2 separate regions of the Homo sapiens genome follow, and region 2 is linked to region 1. Evidence: read pairs that join two places in POLR2A ChIA-PET (ENCODE). Cell type or tissue: Panc1. All regions are shown on one strand. Each heading gives the region's core, and the rest is flanking DNA. Links, peaks and the distances in the headings are about the cores only. Region 1 overlaps SMG6 (SMG6 nonsense mediated mRNA decay factor). Region 2 overlaps DPH1 (diphthamide biosynthesis 1).

Evidence for each region. Peaks named below come from ENCODE experiments on the same cell type or tissue, not always from the same donor. Only the 100,000 strongest peaks of a DNase experiment are listed, where the experiment ranks them.
Region 2: POLR2A ChIA-PET joins it to region 1 with 11 read pairs; 7 of 35 experiments call an interaction of 5 or more read pairs at or near these places.

What each region holds. Positions count from the first base shown.
Region 1 is chr17:2,229,332-2,232,237 of GRCh38, forward strand. All of the region lies in intron 10 of SMG6 (SMG6 nonsense mediated mRNA decay factor), which reads right to left. Among named protein-coding and RNA genes, the nearest start is that of SMG6, 73 kb to the right of the region's middle. In Panc1, for the core only: CTCF peaks have their summits at 2,511 and 2,714; no DNase peak of the experiment used is centred there.
Region 2 is chr17:2,037,614-2,040,451 of GRCh38, forward strand. It overlaps DPH1 (diphthamide biosynthesis 1), which reads left to right. Exons shown (of 13, transcript NM_001383.6): 7 at 2,142-2,210; 8 at 2,605-2,761. Among named protein-coding and RNA genes, the nearest start is that of OVCA2, 3.0 kb to the right of the region's middle. In Panc1, for the core only: no CTCF peak of the experiment used is centred there; no DNase peak of the experiment used is centred there.

The DNA.
Region 1 (2,906 bases), core at 264-2,763:
TGTTCCTCTTCCTATCTCAGATCAGATTCACAGGTCACTTTCTTCATCAGAGAACAACAGTGCTCAGATTTGGGGGGACATTCCTTGCACTGTCTAGCTGCCCAGAGAAGCTTTTTCTTTTTTCTGATATCAAAGGATGGACACTTGACACCTGTGTATAATTTACTAGCTGTGCAGCCCTGCTTAACCTTTCTGATATGATTTTCCTCATCTATGAAACAGGACACAAAATATCTGTCCAGCCTGTCTCACAGGGCTGACAAGAGAATCAAAGGAAAACACATATGCAGTAACTATAAAGTGTCATCATGTATTAGAGCATGGAGTCATTGCTGTGGTTGTCATTACTGGTCACGCCCTCTGAAAACTACAATTCTTCCTCATATAGGCATTTACTTGGTTAGGGTCCAAAGTTCAACACTTCCCACCCCTCACCAGCCCCCTAGAACATACCTACTTTCTCTGTGAATTCAGCATACAGTATGAATCTGGCCTGAGCCCCACACCCACACCCAAGCTATACATTTACAAAACTTAGAGCTCTGAAAAGGTAGCTGAAAGTCCTGCTGCCAGGCCAAGCGCAGTGGCTCATGCCTGTAATCCCAGCACTTTGGGAGGCTGAGGTGGGCGGATCACTTGAGGTCAGGAGTTTGAGACCAGCCTGGCCAATGTGGTGAAACCCTGTCTCTACTAAAAATATAAAAATTAGCCGGGTGTGGTGGCCTGTGCCTGTAATCCCAGCTACTCGGGAGGCTGAGGCATGGGAATCGCTTGAACCCAGGAGGCAGAGGTTGCAGTGAGCTGAGATCGTGCCACTGCACTCCAGCCTGGGCCACAGAGCAAGACTCCGTCTCCAAAAAAAAAAAAAAAAAAAAAAAAAAAAAAAAAAAGGAAAAGAAAGGAAAAGAAAAGTGTCCTGCTGCCAAAATTCCTCCAAATAATGTTTCTCCTTCAGAATAAGTCCATGTCGGGGCAAAAAAAAAAAAAAAAAAAAAAAAAAAAAAAGGGAAAACCACAAACAATCAAATTGACAAGCTATAAAACGGCAAAAGAAACGAAATCTGGGCAACATGGGATATTGCATCTCTCACTCCACACCAAAGCAGCCATGGACACCAAACCACATGGCTATCTTGGGGCAAAACAAAGACCATTTCTTCAACTGATATGATAAAAGGCTTAATTTTACTGAGATGACAATTTTCTCATTTCTTTGGCTTTTCCTATTTCTCCTTCCCCAGCCTAAATACATTCTGAAAACAAGGACCCTGGAACCCAGAAGTGGAAAGACAGGTGGGTCCCTTGACATACTCACTTCTCTTCAGGGAACTACAGGCAGATCCACAGGCAGAGAGTGCCGAGAGCAGTCTGCACTAAGCGGCCTGTCAAGAGTTCTATCTCCCCCACAGGGAAAGAGGGCAGAGCTGAAGCATGCATCCTTCTCTGGCCTGCCTTCCAAAGCCTAACCTATTCTGACCTTTGAATCTACTTCTACTTTGAATCTACTTCTCACAAAATTCCTTGCTCAGGCTGGCTCTGTTCATTTTCTCTAAACTGAGGCATCCTGAAAATGAAAGTCAGGTGGCAATGATTCCCTACGGAAATCTACCCACAGAGATCCTTGTAGAGAAAAAGCCCAAGGGTTTCTACCACCAGAGATGTAGGAGGAGGAATGAGGGGGCCAGTTTACACAGCTAACTCAAGCCTAACCCCTTATGAAAGGTGGATTTCCTGTACAACTGTTCTGACAAGCGGAGGATTAGGCACTTCATACATTCTGCTTGGGTAAGAGACTCACGACAGAAGTGAATCACCACAGAGGAGCATACTGCTTTTCTGAACGTCTCTGAGATTGTTGTATGCTGGAAGACAAGGACACTTCGGTTGCGAACCAAACTCAACTAGAGTCACCTCCCATCACAACAATGGCATGAAACATCCCACACCTACAAGTTAAAGCTATCAGTCCTATACAGACAGCTGTAGCTAGCTAGCTAGCTCTCTCTCCCTCTGGAGACCCACATGTGACACTCCCTCTACCTTCTGTAATTCAGGATTACTAACACCATTCAAAGCAAGCATAAGGCTGGGTGCAGTGGCTCATGCCTGTAATCCCAGTAATTTGGGAGGCCGAGGCGGACGGATCACGAAGTCAGGAGTTCGAGACCAGCCTGGCCAACATGGTGAAACCCCCGTCTCTACTAAAAATACAAAACTTAGCCAGGCGTGGTGGTGGGCGCCTGTGACCCCAGCTACTCAGGAGGCTGAGGCAGGAGAACTGCTTGAACCCGGGAGGCAGAGGTTGCAGTGAGCCGAGATCGCACCACTGCACTCCAGCCTGGGCGACAGAGCAAGATTCTGTCCCTCCCTCCCCCCACCCAAAAAAAGCAAGCATAAATGATAATGAAAGGAATGCCAGTCAGGCTCTACCTTAATCCCAGCTCCCAAATATTCCCTAAAAGCAGGCAATACCAATAGCACGTGCAAGAAGTGTCTCTTGGGTGCCCTCTTGCTGCCACCGGGGCTTCTCTGCAAAGCTAAATGGATGTATGTGCTATGAAACTGGTAGAGGAAAACAGAGGGAGCCAGGGCACAGAAAAGGGAAGTTATTCCAGTGGTGGCCAATGAGTAACATCCAGTGATTTATAGGCGGTATAATCCAATAATACAGTAAAATAAAACAGTGTGTGCCTGAAGTGGTTTTGATTCCAGGAATTATAAAACATTTTTGAAAAAGAGAGAACAAGAGGGGGAGAGAAAATGAAGGAAGAAAAAAAAAAGGGCCAGATTGGAACAAATTGGGCACAGATGGGGGATGCAATGGGGTTTCAGTGCTCCCCTACCACAATGCTGCTTCAATTCTTCCCTTCAAGAAACTAGAGTTTTATTTCCTTAAATTACAAAAT
Region 2 (2,838 bases), core at 339-2,838, 190 kb before region 1:
TCAGTCTCTACCCTTGGGGTCTTCAAAGTGTATGTTGGAGGGAGGGACACCCTGAGTGTTAGCCATTCATCAGAATGAAGTGTGGTCTCCAAGAGGGAGAGAAGGAGCTGCCACAGGCAGGTTATCTTCCACGCTCTGTAATCTTCATGGGCTGGGAAGCTACTGTCAGGGACAGCATGTCTGGGGGCACACTTGGTACAGCCTGGGTTGAGCCTCAGACACACTGCTTCCTAGCTGTTTAATACTAGGCGAGTTTCTTAACATCCCTGAGCCTCAGTTGTTACCTTCTGTAAAACAGGTATACTATACGTATCTGGGAGGATTAGGAGATAGGACTGCGTGAACTAATTCACAGCAGGTACTTAGTCTATGCCTGGTACACAGAAGGCACAAGTCCAATAAACAGTAGCTGTTGGCCGGGCACAGTGGCTCACGCCTGTAATCTCAACACTTTGGGAGGCCAAGGCAGGAGAATTGCATATGTCCAGGAGTTTGAGACCAGCTTGGGGAATATAATGAAACCCTGTTCTCTCCAAAAAAAAAAAAAAAAAAAAAAAAAAGAATTAGCTGGGTACAGTGTCCATGCCTGTAGTCCCAGCTCCTCAGGAGGCTTAGGTGAGAGGATCGCTTGAGCCTGGGAGGTTGAGGCTGCAGCGAGCCATGACCGAGTCACTCAACCTGGGTGACAGAGTAAGACCCTGCCTCAAAAAAACAAAATGAAAATCCGGTAGCTTTTGTTATAACTCAGTAACTGGCCCCAAGAGCTAGTTTGGGCAGAAAGTAGCCATTGTATGCCCTGCAACCTCATGTACAGCATAGATCAGAGGTCCCCAACCCCTGGTCCCATGTCCTGTTAGGAAACCTGCCGCACAGTAGAAGGTGAGGGGTGGGCCAGCCAGCGTGACCACCTGAGCTCCGCCTCCTGTCAGATCCGCCGCGGCATTAGATTCTTGTAGGAGCTCAAACCCTATCGTGACCTGTACATGCGAGGGATCTAGGTTGCATGATCTTTATGAGATCCTAATGCCTGATGATCTGAGGTGAGACAGTTTCATCCTGAAACCATCCCCCAATCCCACCCGTGTCTTCCACAAAACCTGTTCCCAGTGCCAAAAATATTGGTTACTGCTGGCGTAGATGACTCCTTGAACACTACTGTCCACATCTGTATTGAGCTTGTGAAGGAGAATCTGTTCCCCAACTTCCAAATGAGGATCTCTAGAACCCCAGGTGGCCTCACCACGGCCGGCTGCTCCTTCACTCTTCCTCAGAAGCTTGGGGTGGGACGGTTCTTAGATTCTGCATTATGTAAATAGAGGGACCGTAGAGTCATCCAATTCAAACTCCTTATTTCACACGTGAGAAAACCAAGGCTCCAAGAGGTGAAGTGAAGGCTTGTCCCAGTTTACACAGAGGCACAGCACAGCCAGCTGTGAACTCAGTCCTCTGGACTTTTTTTTTTTTTTGAGACAGAGTCTTGTTCTGTCGCCCAGGCTGGAGTGCAGAGGTGCGATCTCGGCTCACTGCAGCCTCTGCCTCCCGGGTTCAAGTGATTATCCTGCTTCAGCCTCCCCAGTAGCTGGGACTACAGGTGCCCGCCACCACGCCCAGCTAAGTTTTTGTATTTTTAGTAGAGACAGGGTTTCACCGTGTTAGCCAGGATGGTCTTGATCTCCTGACCTCGTGATCCACCCGCCTCGGCCTCCCAAAGTGTTGGGATTACAGGCATGAGCCACTGCACCTGGCAGCCCTGTGGACTTCTTTTTTTTTTTTTTTCTTTTTGAGACGGAGTCTCACTCTGTCACCCAGGCTGGAGTGCAGTGGCGCGATCTCAGCTCACTGCAAGCTACGCCTCCCGGGTTCACGCCATTCTCCTGCCTCAGCCTCCCGAGTAGCTGGGACTACAGGCGCCCGTCACCACACCCAGCTAAGTTTTTGTATTTTTAGTAGAGACGGGGTTTCACTGTGTTAGCCAGGATGGTCTCGATCTCCTGACCTCATGATCCGCCCGCCTCGGTCTCCCAAAGTGCTGGGATTACAGGCGTGAGCCACCGCGCCCGGCCAGCCCTGTGGACTTCTAAGCCAGCGAGTGCCTCTTCTGCTGCCCTAAACCACACTTAGCCTCCTTTCCACCCCTGCAGGTATCTTGGAGATGGCCGCTTCCATCTGGAGTCTGTCATGATTGCCAACCCCAATGTCCCCGCTTACCGGTATGGGCTGGGCCGGGCTGGGCTGACCAGCTGGTGAGGGGTGAGATTCCCTGCCACTGAGGTCCTCAATTGGTTGCATCCCCATTTCCTGGCCACTAAGCCACCAGCCCTAAGGGTCTGAGGCACTTGGGCCCTGGATCTGGGCATTAGCCCCAGGGCTGCTGTTGCCTACCCGTCTCCTGGGGTTTACACGGAGATCTTAAAGCCGCCCACTCTTGTCTGCTCCAGCTGTGGGACAGGTCTTCCTAATGACAGTCCCCGCTCTTGCCTCTGTTCTTAATTACCTGCGTGGGGCCTAAAGGTTCAGGAGCCCACGGGGCTGAGTCAGGAGCTGTGTGCATAATACTGGTCCTGACAGTGGCTGCCACAGTGACCCTGACTGCTTCTTTTCCAGGTATGACCCATATAGCAAAGTCCTATCCAGAGAACACTATGACCACCAGCGCATGCAGGCTGCTCGCCAAGAAGCCATAGCCACTGCCCGCTCAGCTAAGTCCTGGGGCCTTATTCTGGGCACTTTGGGCCGCCAGGGCAGTCCTAAGATCCTGGAGGTCAGTGGGCTCAGGACAGCCTCTGGAGGAGGGAAGTGACTGGGAACACAGCTGGGAAAACCAGTAGGCCACAGGTT